Regions from separate parts of the Homo sapiens genome. Here regions 2, 3 and 4 are each linked to region 1. Evidence: chromatin contacts called from ENCODE Hi-C or POLR2A ChIA-PET data. All regions are on one chromosome and are shown on one strand. Each heading gives the region's core, a stretch centred on a gene start or an enhancer-like site at or near the end of the contact. The rest is flanking DNA. Distances are from core to core; before and after follow the strand shown. Region 1 holds the start of MARCKSL1 (MARCKS like 1). Region 2 holds the start of ZNF362 (zinc finger protein 362). Region 3 holds the start of AZIN2 (antizyme inhibitor 2). Region 4 has its middle 16 kb from the start of RNF19B.

The links. A loop is a pair of places that touch in the nucleus more often than their neighbours do. ChIA-PET counts read pairs that join two places held with the same protein, here RNA polymerase II (POLR2A). Pooled maps may share reads with other maps.
Region 2: a pooled map shows a loop between it and region 1 (2.1-fold over the local background). The contact joins the promoter of ZNF362 here to the promoter of MARCKSL1 in region 1. A Hi-C loop is called at or near these places in 1 of 50 pooled maps. POLR2A ChIA-PET finds 5 or more read pairs at or near these places in 2 of 52 experiments (GM12878 and WTC11).
Region 3: a pooled map shows a loop between it and region 1 (6-fold over the local background). The contact joins the promoter of AZIN2 here to the promoter of MARCKSL1 in region 1. A Hi-C loop is called at or near these places in 1 of 168 maps with a recorded cell type or tissue (dorsolateral prefrontal cortex) and 2 of 50 pooled maps. POLR2A ChIA-PET finds 5 or more read pairs at or near these places in 1 of 52 experiments (K562).
Region 4: a pooled map shows a loop between it and region 1 (4-fold over the local background). The contact joins the enhancer-like site here to the promoter of MARCKSL1 in region 1. A Hi-C loop is called at or near these places in 3 of 37 single-sample maps with no recorded cell type and 4 of 50 pooled maps. POLR2A ChIA-PET finds 5 or more read pairs at or near these places in 2 of 52 experiments (K562 and PC-9).

Annotation. Positions count from the first base shown.
Region 1 is chr1:32,334,535-32,337,926 of GRCh38, reverse strand. It overlaps MARCKSL1 (MARCKS like 1), which reads left to right and starts at 1,694. Exons shown (of 2, transcript NM_023009.7): 1 at 1,694-1,980; 2 at 2,830-3,392. The coding sequence starts at 1,894. The coding sequence ends at 3,330. It overlaps LOC124903949 (a long non-coding RNA gene), which reads right to left and starts at 2,550. Exons shown (of 2, transcript XR_007065661.1): 1 at 2,423-2,550. RefSeq lists silencers at 321-449, 1,383-1,912, 1,933-2,082, 2,213-2,292, 2,433-2,872 and enhancers at 1,113-1,202, 1,472-2,041.
Region 2 is chr1:33,254,873-33,258,264 of GRCh38, reverse strand. ZNF362 (zinc finger protein 362) reads right to left here and starts at 1,773. Exons shown (of 9, transcript NM_152493.3): 1 at 1,611-1,773. RefSeq lists an enhancer at 1,023-1,317 and silencers at 1,783-1,842, 2,285-2,384.
Region 3 is chr1:33,079,369-33,082,760 of GRCh38, reverse strand. AZIN2 (antizyme inhibitor 2) reads right to left here and starts at 1,608. Exons shown (of 12, transcript NM_052998.4): 1 at 1,467-1,608; 2 at 1,253-1,373; 3 at 949-1,160; 4 at 407-583. The coding sequence starts at 511. It overlaps LOC105378635 (a long non-coding RNA gene), which reads left to right and starts at 1,765. Exons shown (of 3, transcript XR_947163.2): 1 at 1,765-1,840; 2 at 2,434-2,562. RefSeq lists a silencer at 1,387-1,646.
Region 4 is chr1:32,979,582-32,982,973 of GRCh38, reverse strand. It overlaps the pseudogene RPL18AP4. Among named protein-coding and RNA genes, the nearest start is that of RNF19B, 16 kb to the right of the region's middle. RefSeq lists enhancers at 1,210-2,409, 1,913-2,529. Within about 2 kb of position 1,638, at least 33 of the 41 ENCODE cell types and tissues checked have a DNase peak (open chromatin) inside an H3K27ac peak, as active enhancers do; they include PC-9, where a contact is called at or near this core.

The DNA.
Region 1 (3,392 bases), core at 445-2,944:
GGGCACAGTGCCTCTCCCCGTCCCAAAGCTAGCCCTTGCCTCCCACTCTGACCAGGCAGCCCCAGATCTCAACAGAAAATTCTGCCAGGGGATTCCTTACAGCCCTTGGCCCATGTTATCAAACCTCTCCAAGCCTTTTCTCACCCTCAGCTACTGGTAGCTGCTGTGTGCCCTTGGGCATGTCACTTTCTCTTCCTGAACCTCAGGGTCCCAGTCTGTGAAATGGGGCGGGGGTGGGGGGCAAGTGAAGCTGAGATAGCTGAGGGTATTCTGTAGTCTCAGGGTGGGGGTGGGGATGGAGGATACAGGAGTGAGTGCAGAATGCAGAAGCCACCTCAGCCCTCCCCGCCCCTCTGTGGTCAGATCTCTGGGGAGTTCCCAATTTCTCAGGCCCTGGGGTGTCTCCACACTTCACAGCCTCAGGCCTCCCAGGAGGCTTCACCGTAGGAGGGAGGGGAGGGACTTGCTGAGCTGGCTGGGACACAGCCTTGCATTTGCAACACTTTGCTTCCTTCCAGCCCCCATCCCTTTCCTCCTGGGGGCTGAGGGCTGGCAGCCGGACACAGACATCCGGGGCCGGCCAGGATTCTGGGGTTCCCACCAGCCTATCCAGGCCAGCAGAAGGAGAGGTGGCAGAGGACCAAAGCTAGGGAGTCTCCAGCCCGGAGCACCTCCGGGCTCCCTTGCTCTCAGGCAGGGTGGGAAGCTGGGCTGGGCAGCTTTGAGGGCTGTCCTCAAGGGGCTGTCCCTTGAAGGGACCCTTGGTAGCATCCTATCCCTCCCCTTCAGAAACTGGGGTGTTTTGAGGTTTGTTGAGTCCCCAGCTGGGGTTCCTCTGCCGGCCTGGGGCACCCTGATGTAGGGGAGCAGAGTTGTGTGTGGAGGTAAAGAGGAAGGACCAGAGCCAAGTCAGACAGGTTGTCAATGCCTCTGAGCCTTGGCCTTTCAATGGGGATGGAGATGCCCTTCAAGGTCACAAAGTCCCCCACGTGGGACTTTGCAGTGGGTCCAGGCTGAGGGCAGGAGGGGCTCAAGGCGAATCTGTCTGTCCCCACTCAGAATGACTGGCCACCAAGGGACTGAAAGGAGGAATGAGGGAAAGGCCTCACTAGTCCGACCAGAGTGACCCCGAGGCAAGGCAGAGCCCTCCGCTCCCCGGCTGGCCATGGCAGGCAGGCAGGGACGTGGGTGGGACCTCTGACCGCTCTCCAGGCCGGAGCGGGTGCCGAGCCCAGCGCAGGGGCCCTGCAGCTTCTATGACCACATTTCTAGAGTATAATTCAGGACCAGCCATCTGACGAGCCTGGTCGTGTGAGCCCTTCGAAGGGTTCAAGCGGGAGACTGCCAGCGGCTGCAGGACCAAGGCGTTGGGGGCCGCTCCAGGCTGCGGGGGCGCCCACCGGAGAGGTGGAGCGGAGAGGATGGAATGACTGCCCGTCTCCTTCCTCCAGGCCCCCCGCCCCGCCCCGCCCAGCTCGCGGGAGGACTGGCCTCGCTCCTGCCCACACCGGACTCTACCTGCCCCTGGGATTCGGGTGGGGTGGGGGGTACCCGACCGCCAGCGTCGCCTGCTGCGCAAGTGGGGCCTGCGAGCCAACCCCGCCTCCGCCCCTCGATTGGGCGCGCATTTAAATGTCCGGCCCCGCCCCGAGCTCCGGGCGCTTATATATAGGCAGCTCGGCGGGCGGCGGGCGGCATTCTGGCGCGGAGCGGAGCGGCGGCGGGCGCAGCTAGCGGGTCGGCCGCGGAGCGGAGGTGCAGCTCGGCTTCCCCCGGCACCCCTCCCCCTCGGGCGCCAGCCCCACCCCTCCGCCGGCCGGGCCGACCCCGCCGTACTATCCCCTGCGGCGCGAGCCCGGGGCGGCTCCAAGCGCCCCCCAGCAGACCCCCATCATGGGCAGCCAGAGCTCCAAGGCTCCCCGGGGCGACGTGACCGCCGAGGAGGCAGCAGGCGCTTCCCCCGCGAAGGCCAACGGCCAGGTGGGTACGCTTGGCCCGGCCGGCCCCAGCCCCTCCTCTCGCACCTCGCCCCTTCTAGGGCCCGGGGCCGGGGCCGGGGCCGCGCGCTTTGTCCGGCCCGGGACACGCGGCGCCCCCTCCCCCGCCCGGTCCCTTTGTTCTCGGCGCCGCAGCCCCCGCGGGCGAAGCGAGGGGAGGGGCGGGGAGGGGGCGCCGGCCGGGCCCTGCCGCCTTCTTTGTTCGCGGCCCCGGTCCCCGGCGCTGCCCCCCGGCCGCCCCGAGTGCCGCGCGGGGAACAAAGGCGCTGCTGGGCCACGCCAAGGGGGCGCCCAGGGGCCGCGGAGCTGGGGCCCGGCGGGGAGCGCACTCCACCCGCCGACCCGACCTCGGTGGCCCACGGTCTTTTTTTTTTTAAGGGGGAGCCGAGATGCGGGAGAGCCTGGGGTGGGTGGGGGCCACTTACACAAAGCGGGAGGCTGGGAAAATAGGCCGTCCAGGTGCAGAGAGACAGCGCCCCGGGGCGGCTTCCCGCCCAATGTCGCCTAGAGCGGCTCGCCCGCCTGCCCGGGATCCGCACAGCAGATCCGGAGCGGTTCCGCGCGGAATAGAGAGCGCGCCCCGGGGGACGGGGGTGGGGGCCACGGGACCCCAGCGCCTCCTGCCGGTCGCGCCCTCTGCGCGCTCGCTCCCCGCGCGCCCGTGAGGGGCGAGAGGGAGGTGTTTGACGGGATCCTGGGTGTGGGTGAGGCTGAAGCCAGACTTTCGGGTTGCAGTAGAATCGAATCGAGGACCCCTTCCTCTAGAAGGGATCAGAAGCGGGCTGGGGGAGGGGGAGCCCCTGCCCTCATTGCTATTCCCTCTGCCCTGCAGGAGAATGGCCACGTGAAAAGCAATGGAGACTTATCCCCCAAGGGTGAAGGGGAGTCGCCCCCTGTGAACGGAACAGATGAGGCAGCCGGGGCCACTGGCGATGCCATCGAGCCAGCACCCCCTAGCCAGGGTGCTGAGGCCAAGGGGGAGGTCCCCCCCAAGGAGACCCCCAAGAAGAAGAAGAAATTCTCTTTCAAGAAGCCTTTCAAATTGAGCGGCCTGTCCTTCAAGAGAAATCGGAAGGAGGGTGGGGGTGATTCTTCTGCCTCCTCACCCACAGAGGAAGAGCAGGAGCAGGGGGAGATCGGTGCCTGCAGCGACGAGGGCACTGCTCAGGAAGGGAAGGCCGCAGCCACCCCTGAGAGCCAGGAACCCCAGGCCAAGGGGGCAGAGGCTAGTGCAGCCTCAGAAGAAGAGGCAGGGCCCCAGGCTACAGAGCCATCCACTCCCTCGGGGCCGGAGAGTGGCCCTACACCAGCCAGCGCTGAGCAGAATGAGTAGCTAGGTAGGGGCAGGTGGGTGATCTCTAAGCTGCAAAAACTGTGCTGTCCTTGTGAGGTCAC
Region 2 (3,392 bases), core at 524-3,023, 920 kb before region 1:
TGGCCTTCAGATCCCCCTCGGCAGCCTGCGGAGCCAGCAGGCCCTGACCTGTCCAGCAAGATACTTCAGGAACTTAACCGAAGTCCAAAGTGCTTCTACCTCCCGGGCGTAGGGCAGGAGTGGCAGAAAGGAATAAGAGCATACTACAGGGGTGAGGCTCACACCGAGGAGGTCTAGCAAACCAGACTACCTTTCCTGCCCCTTCCCTCAGACGGGACCCACTGGGCCGCAGGCCTGCACCCAACCAAAAGTTCATCATAGGGTGGGGTCGGGGAAGACATTACCACCAGCTGCCACCTCTGGGGGCAGGAGGACCACCAGGTTGGGGAGGGGGCTCTCCAACTGCAAAGGGCCAAGCTCACTTGCCTCAGGGTCCAAGGGTCACCCCAGGGCTTGGGCGAGATTCCAGCCTACACGGGGGGTCCTGGCCACCCATGAAGGAGACAGGCCCACTGCCACACACACAGCTCCCGAAGGTTCCACACTGCTCGAGGGCAGGGTGGTGGGACAGCAGGATTATTTCCTCATGCCAGGGGTCTTTGCTGGAAATCCTGGACCCATTCTGAGCCCCTCTTGCCGGCCCTCTCCCCCAGATCTGAGGATCTAGCTCCTTACAATGCCATGTTTATAGAGCCCCTTCCAAATAAATGTTTCCCAGTTCCCCCAAAACTCCCATCCTCAACCCTCCACATCCGCCCCCCCACCCCCATCCCGCGCAGCTCTGAGGAAACCGGCAGTTAACTTTTCCCAAAAATCCTGCAAAGGCAGCTGGCTGGGGGAGAAATGGGCCTCGAGATCCTTTCGCGGCATTTCACCGCCTTCCAAAAAAAAAAAAAAAGAAAGAAAGAAAGAAAGAGAAGCAAAGCAAAGCAAACTTTCGGAGTTAACTTTAAATTCCCAGCCCTCCCCCCTCAAATCGCCCGGCAGCTTCCCTTTTTTTTTTTCTTTAAAGTGCAATTGCATTGTGTCTCACCTCCCCGAAAGGCTCGCGGCTCTCGCCAAAGAAAAGGAAAAAAGCCAACCCTTCGGGTGCCCCCTCTGCTTCCAGCCGCCTCTCCCACATTCTCAGACAGTTTTATTAAAATTTTCAGACAAAAGAAAAACAAAAATGGCAGCCTGGCTTATTTTTAAAACAGGACAGGGACGCCATATTCTGCAGATCTGCAAAAAAAGGGAGAAATCCGGCACTGGCTGCTCCACCGGGCCGGCTGCAAAGTGCGCGAACCGCGCCGTTTGCAATCCGTTTATTTGCATTATGCCCCATGAATCATTGTTTACCGGAGAATTGCAGCAGGGTTTGAATAGCCCGGCTTAAGAAAACACACACACACGCGCGCGCACACACACACACGCACACACACTCGGAGACCAGCCCCAGACACGCCGCGGGAGACACTTCCTACCCCGCGCGCCCCGCTGCCGCCGCCGCCGCCGCCGCTCTGGGCCGGGCCCGAGGCGCAGGCGGCCCCGGGCCCTCGGAGCGCCCCGGCCCGCGCTGACAGCGCCCGCGCCCCGGCCCGGCCCCCGCCCGCAACTCGGCGCAACTTTCCCGCGGGCAGGCGCCCGCCGCCGCTGGGCCCGCTCCCCGCGCGCCCCGGGCCCGCACGGACCTGGCTGTGCTGGCGGCGCCTCCGGGACGCGGCCGCAGCCCCGCGCCCGGCGGCCCGAGCAGGGCCGGGCTGGGGCTCCGGCACAGGCTCCGGGCTCGGGCTCCGGCTCTGGCTCGCTGCGGAGCCGCGCGCAAACCTTCCGGGTCGCCTGCTGTTCACTTCTGGGTTCTGCAAGCGCCGAGGCGGCGGCGGCGGCGGCGGCGGGAGGCTGGGTCTGCAGCGCCGCGCGGCCCCCAGTGCGCTCGGCGAGCCCCCGCGCCAGGCGCCCGGCTCCGGGGGGGCCGCGTCGGGCCCCCGCCTCTCCGGCTGCGCAGCCCGTCCGGCCCCGGGGGCTCCCGCGAGTGGGCAGCGCCGGGCGCTGGCGACTGCGCGAGAGGGGAGGGGGCCGGGCGGGGGGCGGGGGCGGGCCGCGCGCTGGGGCCCCCACTCGGGCCCCGGGGCCTCGTCTCGCGCTCGCCGTCGCCGCCGCCGCCGCCGCCGCCACCGCCTGGCAAAGTTGCGCTGCGCCCCCCGCCCGCGCCGCGCCGGAGGCAGAGCCACAAAGGAACTCCTCGCCCCCCTCCGCCCGCCTGAGCCGCGCGGGGAGGGCACCGGCGCCCGGCCCTAGGACAGCCCCTTCCCCAGCGCGGGGGCTCCCGGGGCCCCGGCGGCCGTGGCCATTGTCCTGCCCAGGCCCGGCGGCCGCCTCGCCACCCCACTCCTGGGTGATGGCAGGCTGGGGACTTGGGCCTGGCGGGCCACGGCCCTGACCAGGCCGAGCCCGCGCGGTGCCAGGCTGCCCCTGGGGGTCTCCCTCGAAGACGGCCGCCTGGAGGGGACCCCCAGGATGGACCCTCACCCCTGATAACGACCTGCTCAAAATCCAGGCCGATTTTTTTTTTAAGACGAGGACATAGGGGTGGGGAGTAGAAGTTTGCACAGGCCCAGCCACCCCTCCCTAGCCCTAGGCCGGATCCCCGACGGATGGGGCGGCCCGAAGCTGGCAGTGGCTCCTCTCGCAGAGTCTATCAGAGGTGGCACCGGCTGTCCCCCGGCTCCAGACCTCAGAGCCATCTGTGTGACTCCTCCTCCCGCCTCACCCTCCCCAGCCAATCAGTCACCAAGTCCTCCTGATTCGGCCTCCCGAGCTGTGTCAGCTTCCAAACTTACACTTCTACCTGAGGAGGCAGCCGGTTCCAGGATCCCTTCACCGGCTTAGATTTCTATGGCATCCACCACCCCCCGACCGCTGGGCCAGGATGGATCAGGGCTGGCCCTGCCCTCAGGGAGCGCACAGTCCCCCGGGAAGGGCACAGAGATAAACAATCATCTGCCAGCGTTTGTCCTCCAGGAAGCATTTCCAAATTCAGTAAATATTCATAGAGGACCTAGTAAACATCAACCACTGTTTTTAATAGCTGGTTGGCTGGAGCACAGCTATTAAAAAACTGGATAATGCCCCTGCCCTCACGAAGATTCTAGTCCAGCACAGGATGGCAAACACTGTGAGCAACTCGAAGACAGGGCCCATAGGGACTGCTTGTTCTCAATCCCCAAGCACAGTGCCTGGCACAGAGCAGGGGCACAAGAAATCTGTGTGGCATGAATTAGTTGGAATGTTAAAGCATGGCGGGAGAGCACAGAGGAGGCCACTCTTTCCTGGAGAGGTGGAGAGGGCTTCAGAAATTGGCTCTGGGGTGAGCGAGGTGGGGAAGAAAGGAAGGCCTTCCAGTTTCCAGAAATGACGATAATCAGAGGACCAACCCATTGTTGAGAAATTCAATGAGATAATAAATTAATAAA
Region 3 (3,392 bases), core at 359-2,858, 740 kb before region 1:
ACCTTTGGAGGGGGTGGCATGAGACCGGGAGATCAGGGGGCCTTTGGAGAGAGGAAGACTGAACTAGAAAGCGAGGTTCCACATAAGCACACTGGAGGCTTATTTAAGGAGGCAGAATTCACAGAGCTTGGTAATGCCTAGATGTGGGCGGTGAGGGAGAGGGGGCAGCAGGAAAGGAATCCCCCGTTTCTGACCTTGGAGGGCTGGGTAAAAAGGCAACATAGGAGGGGCAGGTTTGGGGGCAAGGACAAAGAATTGGGGATAAATTGAGCCCCTCTCTTGCAAATAGCAAGGATTGCGTACCAAATAAGCGAAAGGATAAGATGAGGGCCCTAGGGACCCTTCCTGAGGAGGCAGCTGATCTGTACAGGGGACCGGGGACCCACCCCCATTCCCAGCCCCTCACCGTGGTGGCCTGTGAGGCCCCCAGAGTGAGTTCCTTCAGCAGGTCTCGGGTACTGAAGCCCTCCTCCACCATCACAAAGTCCGATTCACTCAGGTAGCCAGCCATGCCTTGCAGGAGGAGCTGACGGGCTGGATGGAGCCGCTGCTGCAGCCGCCGCCTTAGAAAGTATGCAACACACTGCGGGGCGAGGGGAGATGAAGGGAACCGCTGGGGGGCCGGCTCTGCTGCCCCACTCGCCTCCCGAGGCCAGGGATCCCAATCCCGTCACAACCCGCCCCCAGCACAAGCCCGGGGTTCACTGGGCAAGGGTGGAGAAAGTCAAGAATCCCGGATTTCAGACGGAGACAAGGCACCGTATGCCCAAATGTCACTGCCTCTCCGAGTCAGTTGCTCCCTCTGTAAAATGGATGAATTGTTTTGGAGAGCCTTCCCAGTTCTGAAATTCTGGATTTCAGGAAAGAGTGAGAGAGAGATGGAACAGAAAATCTGAGAAACTTGGGTGGGGAAGTTTCCAGGGCGCCCCCAGTCTTGACCACGCCCACCTAGAGGGTAGCCGGTGGCCACATCAAGGCGTCTCAGCCTAAGAGCAAGAGCTTAAGTTCGAGTCCGCTCTCTACTGCTTGACCTCGGGTACCCTCTGACCCTTTCGGAGCCGCAGTTTCCCCAATTGTAAATGGGGGCTGGACTGATCCTGAGGTGCTAGAATTCTAGGCGTGCCTGGGGACGCCACGCGGTGGGTGGGGGCCGCAAGCTCCTGGGAGAGAACGGAAGGCCGAGGTTTTTTCTGTCCGAGTGACTCCTACAGAGTGCAGGGCTGAGGTCCCCCCAACCCCCAGGGCCCCTTACCAAACTCCGTCCTCCTTCGCGGGGGCCAGAGCCAGGCGCGCTGCTAGGGGGGGTCGCCGGTGACCTCGAAACTTGTGCAACACCCCGAGGAGGAGTGGCAGTTGCGGAGCCGAGGCCTCTGCTGACAGGAGGCAGAAGGGGCAGGGAGGCAGGTCAGCACCAGGGCGGAGGGCGTCCGCTCCCCGAGGCTCCCCAGGCCACTTTCCGCACTCGCCTTAAAACGCATTTACACGGCTTCGGCCCATAGGTCTCCCCAGGGAGTGAATCGGATCCTCGGCGCCTCCGCTCTCTCGCTTCCCCGGGCTCGGGTCCCGCGGCCTGCGCCCCGCCAGCCCAGCAGCCACAGACCCCCACGCCCCGCCTTCCGCCCGCCGCTGGCTTATATAACCCCGCCCAGGCCCCGCCCATAGTGCCGAGGCCCTACCTCCGCTTGGCCGTAGCCCTGGCAACCGGGTGCCGCCATCCCATTGGTCGATTCCGACATAAAGCATTCAGCTCTGCTCGCCCTTACTGTAGTCTTCTCCCCCGGAGGCCTGGCGGTGGCTACCTCACGCTGGAAGTCAGAACTACAGGGCCGCCGCCACGCAGGTGAGACACTTAGACCCTGCATCTTAGGTCTTAGAGAGTGGGCAGGACCAGGAAGCCTTTTCTGCCTCTGCCTCAACTTACTTCGTGGTCCAGCTCTTGTCTGCGTCAGGAACTGCTCACTCATCTCTCGAAACCCGGTTCCAATGACATGTCCTTGTATTACTTTTGTAATAAAATTCTTTTTATTTAATTGCCTCTTCCAGGCATCTTCCCCGACTCCAACTCAAAACGCATCTAAAATGTCTTCAGAGAACCTTTTTGTGACTTTCCCAGTTCAGGGCAATCCCTCCCTTTATCCCATCCTGTGAACCCGGCAAACTCTTACTCATCTCTCAATAGAAATGTGTCTCCTTCTCCAAGAAGCTTTCCCGGACTTCCTCAACTCAAAGCATTTCTTCTATACCGAAAGCTGCTGCTCACCCATCAAAGTCCTGTATAATGTCACCTCTGTTGAACCTTCCATGACTTGCCTGGCCCCAAGGAACACAGCATTTAGTCTGTCTGGACCCCTCACTCATTTGGTTCTTGTTACCCATAGCGTGAGATTCCTGTTGTTATTTTACACTTCTTGTTTGGTTACACTTTGCATCTAGTTTGTGATTTCCCAAGGGCAAGGACTGAATACCCTGCTCAAGAGCCTGGTGCCTGGCATAGACAAGAATGCTGAGGAAGATTCAATAGCTGTGTTACTCAAAAGCTGATATAAAAGTTCATCTGGAAAAGTAAGTGTACAAGAACAGTCAAGACACTCTTTTTGCCCAGGCTGGAGTGCAATGGCACGATCTCAGCTCACTGCAACCTCTGCCTCCTGGGTTCAAGCGATTCTCCTGCCTCAGCCTCCCAAGTAACTGGGATTATAGGCGCATGCCACCACGCACAGCTAATTTTGTATTTTCAGTAGAGATGGGGTTTCACCATATTGGCCAGGGTGGTCTTGAACTCCTGACCTCCAGTAATCTACCCGCCCCGGCCTCCCAAAGTGCTGGGATTATAGGCGTGAGCCACCGCGCCCGGCCAAAACTACAGTCTTTAAAACAGTATGGTGCTGGAGCAGGAAGAGACAGTGGTAAAACAGAACAGGGTCTACAACAGTCCCATATACATTGGAGATTGGTACACAATGGAGGCAGCATTTCAAATCAATGAAGCCAAAGGGCTTTTGGTCTACCATATGTCTTCATGTCCCCTGCTAGGCTGTGGGCTTTTTTTTTTTTTTTTCTCTTTTGAGACAAGATCTGGCTCTGTCACCCAGGCTGGAGTGCAGTGACATGACCTCAGCTCACTGCAACCTCCACCTCCCAGGCTCAAGTGATCCTCCAACCTCGGCCTCCCAAGTAGCTGGGACTACAAGTGCATGCTACCATACCTTGCTGATTTTTGTATTTTTTGTAGAGACAGGGTTTCGCCCTGTTGCCCAGGCTAGTCTCAAACTCCTGAGCTCTAGCAATCTGCCTGCCTCAGCCTCCCAAAGTGCTGGGATTACAGGCGTGAGCCACCATGCCCAGTGGGCTGTAGACTTTTTTTTAAATCAGAGGCACTTCTTGTCCCGCCT
Region 4 (3,392 bases), core at 389-2,888, 650 kb before region 1:
GGTAACCAGAGTTACCCTGAGAAATTACTATTTCCCATCTACATGATGGGAAGATTCTATCATAACTGTGACTAGATGGATGGATGGATGGATGGATGGATGGATGGATGGATGGTTTATTCATTAATTCAACTTTAAGTGCTTTTTATGTCCCAGGCTCTGTGGTCAACACCAAGTAAAACTAATATGTTCTCTGACTTTAAGGAACTTAGGGCTAGTGGAGGAAAAGAACAAGAAATAAGCAAACACTCAAGTAAACTAAATACTTGGAAATTATGAGAAGAGCAAGGAAGGAAACACAGAACAAAGTATAAGAAAGAATCACTGGGGCAACATTATGGGTAGGGAGGACTCTCTCCCTGGCTCACTGTTCAACCATACTGGCCTCCTGGCTGCTCTTTGTTTTTGTTGTTGTTGTTGTTGTTGTTGTTTGTTTGTTGTTGTTGTTGTTTTTGAGACAAAGTCTTGCTCTATCACTAGGGTGGAGCGCAGTGGTGCGATCTCGGCTCACTGCAACCTCCGCCTCCCGGTTTCAAGCGATTTTCCTGCCTCAGCCTCCCGAGTAGCTGGGACTACAGGGGCGCGCTACCATGCCCAGCTAATTTTTGTATTTTTAGTAGAGATGGGTTTCACCATGTTGGCCAGGATGGTCTTGAACTCCTGACCTTGTGATCCGCCCACCTTGGCCTCCCAAAGTGCTGGGATTACAGGTGTGAGCCACTGCACCCGGCCCTGGCTACTCTTTGGAACCACCAAGCACACTTAGGGCGTTTGCTTTGGCTGTTCCTTCTGCTTAATAAGGGTTTCCCCAGTTACCTACATGGCTAACTCCCTCACCTCCTTAAAGTTTTGTATGCATAGCACCTTCTCAGCAAGACCTTCCTTGACACCACTGTTTAACAACTCATCCTGCCTCTTCCCTGCACTGATGCTGCATCAGCACTCCTTGTCTCCTCCCTGCTCTACTGTATCTTCCCCTTACCACTTTCTAACACAGTTTATTTATGTGTATTTATAATTTATTATATTTATTATGTTTACACTTTGCTTTACCTTGTAGAATGTAAACATCACAAGAGAGCAGGGATCTTTGTTCTGTTCACTGAAATATGGCACATAGTAAGTGCTCAAAAGTATTTACTGAATGAATGTAAATAATGTCCCTGATGTCACACAGCTGGAAAGTGGCATTTCTGTGATTTGTATCTAGTGTTATTTGGCTCCAAAGCTATAGAACCTTATTACTAGGGCTGTTACGGGGCTCAAATGGGTTCACGTGTCAGCCACTTAGCACAGTGCCTGGTAGGAAGGTTAATGTGCCATAAACATGAAATAATAGTTGTTATTATTAATTATTGACAGGGCCCCTCCCTCTTGGGCTCATTTTTCTAAATTTCATAATAGTACAGCAGGCTTTTTGGGGTAAGACGTCAAGCCTGACTTGACAGACACACTGACATGACTCTTAGGAAGGAAAAATGCAGCGGTGCCAGCCCCAGTAGCCTGGAACCCTGCCCCAGCAGGACCCAGTCCTCTATGTGGCCCAGCCTACTTCGTAACTGAGCTGAAACTGTTCACCCACAGGGACTGCAAACAACACAGACTTCCTGTATTTTGAGAAAGGGGAAGTCCAACCAGTGATTTACCTTGAGTCATTTGTTTCGAGACGGAAGCCTCAGCAGTTGGCAGAAAGTATAGGAAGGAGGAAGGCTGCCAGAGGCAAGAAAGGAGACCTGGATTCTAGAAGGAATGCCACTACTTCTCAGCTGACCACACTGAGCAAGTCCCCTCTCTGGCCTTAATTTTCTCACCTGGAAAATGGGACAATGATCTTTACCTCACTGGCTTCTCTAGGCAGTGCTAATATCGATGAGTGCCTGTGTGTGAAGAGCTGGAAATACAGGAATGCATCAGCATCTTGCAACTGGAAGGGCAAAGTTCAGAGGTTAAAAATTTACAAACTATGAAGTCACTTAGATCTGGATTCAAATCCTGCCTCCATCACTTTCTAGCTGTGTGTCCCTGGGCAAGTAATGTAACCTCTCTAAGTCTCAGGATCTTTGGTTTCCTCAGCTGTGAAATAATTTTTCTCCTAAACTGATTTTGAGGATTAAATGAGATATGCATATCAATGGCTATGAAGGAACAAGGAACTGGGCTCAGAGGAATCCTTCAGAAATGGTGATTCTTGTTTTTAATCCTGGATGAGCTCTCACTTCCTCTCTGTGTGATGCCAGTGCCCAGGACAAACCCCTGCTGAGAGTATTTCTTTTTTTTTATTTTTTGAGACAGAGTCTCACTCTGTCACCCAAGCTGGAGTGCAGTGGTGCGATCTCGGCTCACTGCAACCTCCGCCTCTTGGGTTCAAGCGATCCTCCTGCCTCAGCCTCTCGAGTAGCTGGGATTACAGGCACCTATCACCATGCCCAGCTAACTTTTTTTTTTCCCCACCAGGGTGTTCCTGAGTTTATTTGAGGCACAGCCGGGCGAGGGCCCTGTACCTAGAAGAAGGTGTTGGGTCTCCTGGTGAAGCGTGGCTTCTGCTGATGGCACAGCACCAAGTGGGGCAGCAGGAACTTGATCTTGGAGTCGTGGAATTGCTTGACAACTGGCCACCAGCACTTGCTGGCCGCAATCTCCTCCACCTTCATGATCTGGATGAAGTTGGCCCGGGCGCGGTACTGGGTGCCCATGTCTTGGTAGCACTGGGTGACAGCGCCCATGGTGGTTAGGTCCCGGTATTCCCTGTACATGTTGTGGGTGCTGCTCCGGGAGTCATAGCGCAGCCAGATGCCAAAGTTCTTCACCCACAGTGGGTACTTCTCAAACACCTGCCCACAGTTGACAGTCTCCCCTGAAGACTTCTTCATCTTCTTTAATTGAGATAGGAAGTACCAGAAGTGGAACTTGGCGACTACATGATTAGGCGCAAAGATTTGCATGTGGTAGAGGGGCAGTGTGTGGCATTTGGGGGTGGGCAGGCAGTGACACACCACCTTGTACTCTTGTTGTGTGCCCAAGGCCTTCATGGCTTTCTGTCCACCTTTGCCACCACCCACAAAAGGAAAAGGCTAATTTTTGTATTTTTAGTAGAGATGGGGTTTCACCATCTTGGCCACTCCCGACCTAAACTGATCCACCCACCTTGGCCTTCAAAAGTGCTGGGATTATAGGCGTGAGCCACTGCACCCGGCTCCCTTCTGAGTATTTAATAGAAATACCTCCATCTGTGGGACCACAGATAATTATTAAAATAGAGAATAATTTTATGTATTTATTTTTACTTATGACAAAACTTAATAAATTCATGGCAGAAAAAAACTTAAGCAAATAAGTAAAAATAAGAAAATAGAGATTACATATAACTTCATCACCTAGAGATAATCACTATT